2 separate regions of the Homo sapiens genome follow, and region 1 is linked to region 2. A link is a contact called in ENCODE Hi-C data. All regions are on one chromosome and are shown on one strand. The core of a region is the stretch at or near the end of the contact, and the rest is flanking DNA. Distances in the headings are between cores, read along the strand shown.

Evidence for each region. Hi-C counts contacts between places; a loop is a spot of excess contacts on that map. Pooled maps may share reads with other maps.
Region 1: a map of CD4-positive, alpha-beta T cell shows a loop between it and region 2 (7-fold over the local background). The contact joins the promoter of PCNT here to the promoter of POFUT2 in region 2. A Hi-C loop is called at or near these places in 1 of 168 maps with a recorded cell type or tissue (CD4-positive, alpha-beta T cell), 1 of 37 single-sample maps with no recorded cell type and 12 of 50 pooled maps.

Annotation. Positions count from the first base shown.
Region 1 is chr21:46,322,280-46,325,566 of GRCh38, reverse strand. PCNT (pericentrin) reads right to left here and starts at 1,411. Exons shown (of 47, transcript NM_006031.6): 1 at 1,285-1,411. The coding sequence starts at 1,338. It overlaps C21orf58 (chromosome 21 open reading frame 58), which reads left to right and starts at 1,697. Exons shown (of 8, transcript NM_058180.5): 1 at 1,697-2,928. The coding sequence starts at 2,829. RefSeq lists silencers at 619-1,078, 1,349-1,678 and an enhancer at 2,029-2,168.
Region 2 is chr21:45,286,213-45,289,786 of GRCh38, reverse strand. It overlaps POFUT2 (protein O-fucosyltransferase 2), which reads left to right and starts at 1,892. Exons shown (of 9, transcript NM_133635.6): 1 at 1,892-2,046. The coding sequence starts at 1,916. LINC00205 (long intergenic non-protein coding RNA 205) reads right to left here and starts at 1,735. Exons shown (of 3, transcript NR_026943.1): 1 at 1,543-1,735; 2 at 349-436. RefSeq lists an enhancer at 551-1,281 and a silencer at 1,436-1,965.

The DNA of each region.
Region 1 (3,287 bases), core at 162-2,661, 1.0 Mb before region 2:
CAAGGCCATTTACACAAGAAAATGGTCTCTCAAGGAAATATTTCCTTCAAAGTCAACCTCATGTCGTTTATTTTCATGTCCTCCTCCACCACACCTATCCATGTCGGGATATAGCACAGACCTGGTCTGCGGCCTGCGTCGCCCTACAGGCGGCGTCTTGTCCCTCCCTCCCCCCTCCACCCTCCTGGGAGCTCTGCTCCTGTTCGCAGCTCCCTGCAGGCTCCGGGCTCCCCTTCCCCTCCTGCCCGCCTCAGCCCTTCCCCGGCCTAGCCCCGCGTCCCCTGTCCGCCGTGCCCGGGAGCCCCGCTCTTCCCCAGCACCCCAGCCAGAACATCCTGGGGGGGAGCGGCGCGCACCTCGCAGAGGCCGGCCTGCTCCCGCGGTTCCGCCTCGCGCTTTCGGGACTCCCTTTCTCCTGCCCCCGAGTCATGGGCTCTGCGCGCTTTATTCCCACGAAACCTAGGACAGTGGCCATCAAACCGAGCGCTTTTTCACGGAGAAACCCGGGGCGGGAGAAAGACGGGAGCGCGTCCCTTGAAGGCGCCCGGCGCCAGCGCCGCGTGGGTTCCCGGCAGCGTACGCCAGGCCCGGACGGGCAGGACGCGAGCCCAAGGGCGCGGGAAGAAGACGGCGGCCGGGAGCGCCGCGGGGGCCTTTCACACAGTAAGGACTGCAACGCCGCGAGAAACGCGCGGGGAAAGCATCTCCGACGGACGAGGCGAAGGCGCACCCTGGGGAGGCGCTGCAGGCCACCCGCGCCACGCCCCCGGCCCCGGCCGCGCAGGAAACTGGCCCTAGACCAAGCAGCCACCCGAATACCGGCCGCCCGCCCCAGGCCACCCGGTCCCGGAGGACGCGGGAGCCACTGGAAGATCCAGCCTGGGGTCCAGCGCCTGCCGCGCCCCACCCCCTCCGTGCAGCCACGCCACGCCCCTGTAGCCCCGCCCTGCAGCCACACCCCGCCCCGGCGTGCACCGCGCCCAGCCCGCGCCCCACCCCCCCCGACGCAGGCGCAGCCCCGCCCCGGCCCGCCCGAGAGGCGCCGCGCGTCCCGGCCGCTGATTGGCTGTGGCCGCGGCGGGGGCGGGACCTGGCGGAGAGCGGCGGATTCAAGATGGCGGCGGCCAGGAGGCGGCTTCCAGCGGAGCCGGCGGGAAAAAGCGAGACCTCCGCGGCGGCTTCCGCCGGACCGCGTCCTCTCCTGGCAGGGGGCGGTGGCGGGCACCGGAGCCGCCCTTAGGACTTCACGCCAGAGCAGCTAGAGAAGAAGCCCCTAATGTTTACCTTCGTCCTCCCGGCCTCCACCTTTCTGCGCCGCTGCTCTTGCTCAACTTCCATCTCCCTCAGACTCCGCGCGGGCCGCCCGGCGGTGACGGGGCTGACACAGAGCAGCCTTCGCTCTATTTACACTCCCTCCCCCGCGCTTGGGCTCGCCCTCCCCCCGCGACAACTGTCACGCAGCCGCGGCCCCGCCCCCGACACGCGCCGCCAATCAGGGGGCTGCGTTTCCGGTCTCGCGCACGCGCGCTCTGGGCGGTGCAGCCTGGGCGGAGCCCCGCCCTTTACGCTCGCCGGCCACAGATTGGTGCGCTCACGTACCCGCCTCCTACGGCAGGACCAGTAAGCGGAAAGCGGAGGCCTGGCGCCCGCTGTGATTGGCCGATTTTAAAATCCCCTGCCAGGCTGGCCGAGCGGCAAAAAGTTCGCGCTGCTGGTCCCGCGCGGGCGGCCCCTGGGCTTTGTGTCCACCAGGACAGCGGGCCGGGCTCCCTGCAGGCGCGGGCGGCGCCGAACGGTGCTCAGCAACCACCCGGACAGGGCCAGGCCGTTTTCTCCCGCTCAGGCATTAGTCGTTGGCTGTGGGCCGCCGCGGGAAGTTGAGGCCTACCACGGAGGAGGCTGCTGAGGTGGATCTCAGGGGATCCGCAAGGGCTCCCTCACCCTTGCCGGGACCCTGGGAACCCGAAACAAAATCCTACGCCACCAGCCCGCCGAATGCGCCCCCTCGGCCGGGGGTCCTGGGTCTTCAGAGAAGAACTCGGCCGAATGCGGTCAGAAAGCCCGCGAACCGCCTGGACCTGCAGGCCCCGCCGCTTGGAGCTCCCGCCTTTCCCGACCGAGCCCGTGTCTGCTCGTGTGTCTCACTGATGTCTTAGGTCTCAAAAAAAAAAGAAAAGAAAAGGTTTTTAGTAGACAGAAGAGAAATGGGGCCGTGGGTTCGTGGTCCCAGGGGGAAACTGACGTCGCATGAGGTCGTCGTCCCTCAGCTTGAGCTCAGCGGAACATAAGCTTGCAGAGGTGGAAACCACGGAAGGTTTGGGTGTCTTGGAGCTCTCTGGACACCGAAGCCCGGACACAGTCCCGGGGTCCGCACCGCCTGTGACCTGTGGCGGGACCGCCGGGGTGGGCGTTTTCTCAGCTGGCGCGCGCGTAGGTGGAACTTGGGAAACTAACTGGAGCGAAGTGGCAAAAAACCAAGACAGGGCCGGTGACCTCGCGCAGGCCGTCCTTAACTGTGGAGTATTCCTTCAGCTAACCCCTTTATTTCATGTGTCCAAGTCTGGTTTCTGGGTTTCTTTGTAGTCCTCCGGGCCTGTTCGTGCGCCTTCACTTGCAAAAGGTTCGTCGTGGAGGGCCGTGTGCTTGTTTGCAGCAGTAACGATGCCCTTCCCGAGCGTGCTGGAGTGGCTCCTCGCTGACGCAAGCTCACCTTGCAGCCTCCTCAGCAACTGCAACTTAAACGCGCCCTCAGGAAGCCCTGGAATCTCGCTCAGAATTTTTTTTCTTTTTTTGAGACAGTCTCGCTGCGACGCCCAGGCTATAGCGCAATGGCGCGATCTCGGCTCCCTGCAACCTCCCTCAGGAAGCCGTGGAAGCTCGACCGCCAGAAACTTCCTTCTCCTGACTCAGGCCACAGTCTTCTGTGTGGTGAGCGGGGTGTCCAGCGGTCTCCTGGTTCCCAGACTCGGAATTGGGTGGTTTGAGCAAACTCTGGGCAGTGGGCTCATTAGAGCAGGGGCCAGGCAGGCAACACAGCCAAGCGAGCAGGGGCTGCACCCACAGGATCACACTTTCCAGGAACAGAGACCCAGACCGCGCCTGAATCTCACAACTGTTACGTGTTACAATACATTTACAACTGTGGGACTGAGGGGATGTGCCCAGGTTTGCCTAGACTGTGTTCCTCAGAACCCCAGAGTCGTTTCTGTGGACATCCTAGAGAGGTTCTGCTAATGTTGGACTTGGGTCTTATTTCAGTTCTTTTTTCTTTTCTTTTTTATAGGCAG
Region 2 (3,574 bases), core at 643-3,142:
TTTACCCCAAAATATATCTCTTTGACAAATTTTGAAATGGCCCCGCAAAGCGGTGTCTTGTGGGGAAATTCATATTCTGTAGACTCCCCTTCCCTTTCCAGCTCTTTTTCTGATCCTGAGGAGACTGGCTGAGAGTCTAGTGCCTTTTGAAGGTCTGAATAGGAAACATTTGCCATGTATTGCCTCTGAGGGCGGACACCTATGAGATTTCATCCACATAATAAGGACCTCGGTCTCCACAGCCCCTTCTCTTAACCCAGACACTCCTTTCTATTGATTCCAAGCCTTCAGATAGTAACTTCTTTCAACCAACTGCCAATCAGAAACATCTTTGAATCCACCTATTACCTGGAGGCCTTTCCACTTGGAGTCGTCCTGACTTTCTGGATCAATCCAATGCACACCTCACATGTACTGACTGATGTCTTATGTCTCCCTGAAATGAATAAAACCAAGCAGTAAAACAACCGCCTTGGGCCAAGTTCTCAGGACGTCCTGAGGCTGTGTCATGGGTCATATTTGGCTCAGAATAAATCTCTTCAAGTATTTTACAAAGTTTGGCTTTTTTTGTAAACAATAGGCAGATATAAATTCCATTTGCTAATTTTTTTAAATGCTGTGTCTTGGTTCATGAAAGACATTGGTCTGTGGTTCTACTGTCTGGTGATGTCTGACTTTGCTATCAAGGCAATGCTGGCCCATACATCGAGCAGGGAAGTGCCCCTCCTCGTCCATCGTCTGAGTGGCTGGATTCCTATTATTTCTTCTCTAAGTAGGATTCACCAGCTTGGCCCTCTGGGCCTGGAATTTTCTGTGTGAGAAAATTTGATAACAAATTGATCTCAAATTTAACAGATAATAAGCATTAGTATTTTCTTTTTTGGTAACTGGCATCCTTCAAGAAATTCGTCCAATTATACCGTTTTGGGGGCTGCCTGCACTAGAGTCAGCGTGGCGTCCCCTCAGAAGGCCGGGTTTGCCAGCGCCGCGCCCCAAGCCAGGTCGGTCGGCCAGTGCTGGTGCCCTCGGGGAACAGCGGGAGCTGCCTGGAGGCTGCGGGGAGCGGCGGCGGCGGGCACGCACCTGGCTCCCGAAACCAGACCTTTAATAACGCCTCGCAGAAGGGGCGGGGTGGGAGGTTGGCAGCGCAGGGGCGGCAGCCCCGGATCCCCCCAGGTCTCCAGATCACCCCATCGAGCCCCGCGCCCTAGCAGCACAGTCCCTCCAGGGCTCCTTGGAGGGCCAGGCCTCAGCCCGGGTGCCCCCTCGCCGGGGCTCCAGGGTTGGGGGCACCCAGGAGGCCGCAGGTGTGGAGCTCGACGGCGCCCCCCGACTAGAAACCCAGGCTCTCATGCGCGGCTCCCGCCCCGACCCCAGCTCCAGAGGGGCGAGAGCACCCGGCGCCGACCCCGTCTACGGACCCCCTCCTCCGCCCCGCCCCCGCCGTCCAGCCCTCCCGCCCCTACCAGCCCCGGGCCTCCTCCCCACGGACCCGCCCCGCGCCACCAGCCGTCAGCCCTCCCGGCCCCCAGTCTCGCGTACCCTCCCCACTGGCCTGCAGGGTCCACCGACTTCCCGACCCCGGGACCTCCCGACCCCCGGACCTCCCGGCCTCGCGGACCCTCAGGAGCCCCTGCGTGGGCTGCGCCAGGGCGCCCGCGACAGCACCGCCGCGAACCACAGCCACGGCCTCCGGGTCTGCAATGGAACCTCTAGCCGCTGCGGTCAGGAGGGCGGAGACTCTGCGCACGCGCAGTTCCCCCTCCCGCCCCTGCTTGCCGGTGATGGCGCATAACGCATGCGCGGGGAGGGCGGAGCTGGGCGTTGCCGTGGCTACTGGGAACGCATTTCACGGGGGCGGGGCGTGGTTCCGGGGCGGGGCGCGGCCGCCGGAAGTGCGTGGCCGCCCGGGGCCATGGCGACACTCAGCTTCGTCTTCCTGCTGCTGGGGGCAGTGTCCTGGCCTCCGGCTTCTGCCTCCGGCCAGGAGTTCTGGCCCGGACAATCGGCGGCCGATATTCTGTCGGGGGCGGCTTCCCGCAGACGGTAAACGCGCGTCCACGGTGCCAACGCTGGGGTTCCAGGACCGGGCAGGGTCAGAGGATGGGATGGGGGCGGGGCGGGGTCAGGGGCCAGGGAGATGGGATGGGGTCAGGGGCAGGCCCACGGGATGGAGGGTGGTCCGGGGCCAGGGAGATGGAATGGAGCGGAGTTATGGGGCAGGGGCCAGGGGGATGGGATGGAGCGGGGTCAGGGGGCAGGGGTCAGGGGAATGGGATGGGGTCAGGGTTCTGGGGCAAGGAATGTGGCGGAGTAAGGGGCCAGGGTGATGGTATAGGGGCAGGGGGCAGGGGCCAGGAGGGATGGGATGGGGGCGGGGCAGGGATCAGGGCGATGGGATGGGATGGGGGCGGGGCAGGGGCCAGGGTGATGGGATGGGATGGGGGCGGGGCAGGGGCTAGGGCCAGGAGGGGTGGGATGGGATGGGGGCAGGAACGGGGGCCCGAGGGATGGGATGGGGGCGGGGCGGGAGCCGGGGCCAAGAAGGATGGGACGGGGACGGGACAGGGGCAGGGGCAGGGGCAGGGGCCGGGGCCGGGCTGGAGTCTGGGGGATGGGATGGGGCGGGGGCTGGGGGCAGGGTCGGGCCAGCGGGTTGGCTGTAGTCGAGGCTGCGTCACTGCGGCCCGGGTCTGCAGGCGGGGTCGTCTGCGAGGCCCGGGGCGCAGCCTCGGGAGCCCAGGAAGGGGGCCGGGTTGCTCAGGCTGAGCGTGGGCTGGCTCCGGAGGCCCCTGCAAGTGACACGGGTCCAGGCCTGGGTGTGCGGAGCCGGGAGTCAGTGCCGGGCGGGCGCTCCGCAGTGAATTCTCAGGGCCAAGACGAGCTTCGCGGCCGCCCTGTGGCTGTGGGATCTCCAAGCGGACCCCGGGAGGGGCCTGGACGCAGAGGTGTGCACGGCCCCTCGTGGCGTTCGCAGGCCTGGGCGCTGCACGCAGCTTCACTCGCGACGATGGGAGTATGGAAAACCAGCGCAGAGCAGGGAAAGGAGAGCGCCAGGGACAGGGTTTCTGTAGCCCTTGGGGACTTGTCTGTGCCTTGGGGACTTGTCTGTGCCTTGGGGCGCTTTGTGTCCTTCCTCTAGGGCAGTGATCTTAAAGTGTGTCCTGGATCTCTGAGCTTTTGTAGCCGTTTTAATAGTAGTACCAGAGTATTATACGCCTTTTTCACTTCTCATGAATGCACTGTGGAGTTTTCCTAGAAACCACTTGATCTGTGATGTCACAACAGATTGAATGCAGAAACGGGTATGGGAATCCAGCTGTCACCAAACCCAAAAGAGATTTGCAAAAATTAAGAACATCATCACAGTTCTTCTAATTCATTTTTTAAAATACACTTATTTTTTATTTAAATATGTGGTTTTTGTTAACATGTAATGGCTTCTTATTTTTAGCTGAATTAAATACTTGTAGCTTTAACGTCTAACATAGGACGTATCAATAGACATAGTGCACATAACCAGCCGTCAGTCATTGTTTCCAGTGTAAAGGGGTCTTTAAACCAAACAGTTTGA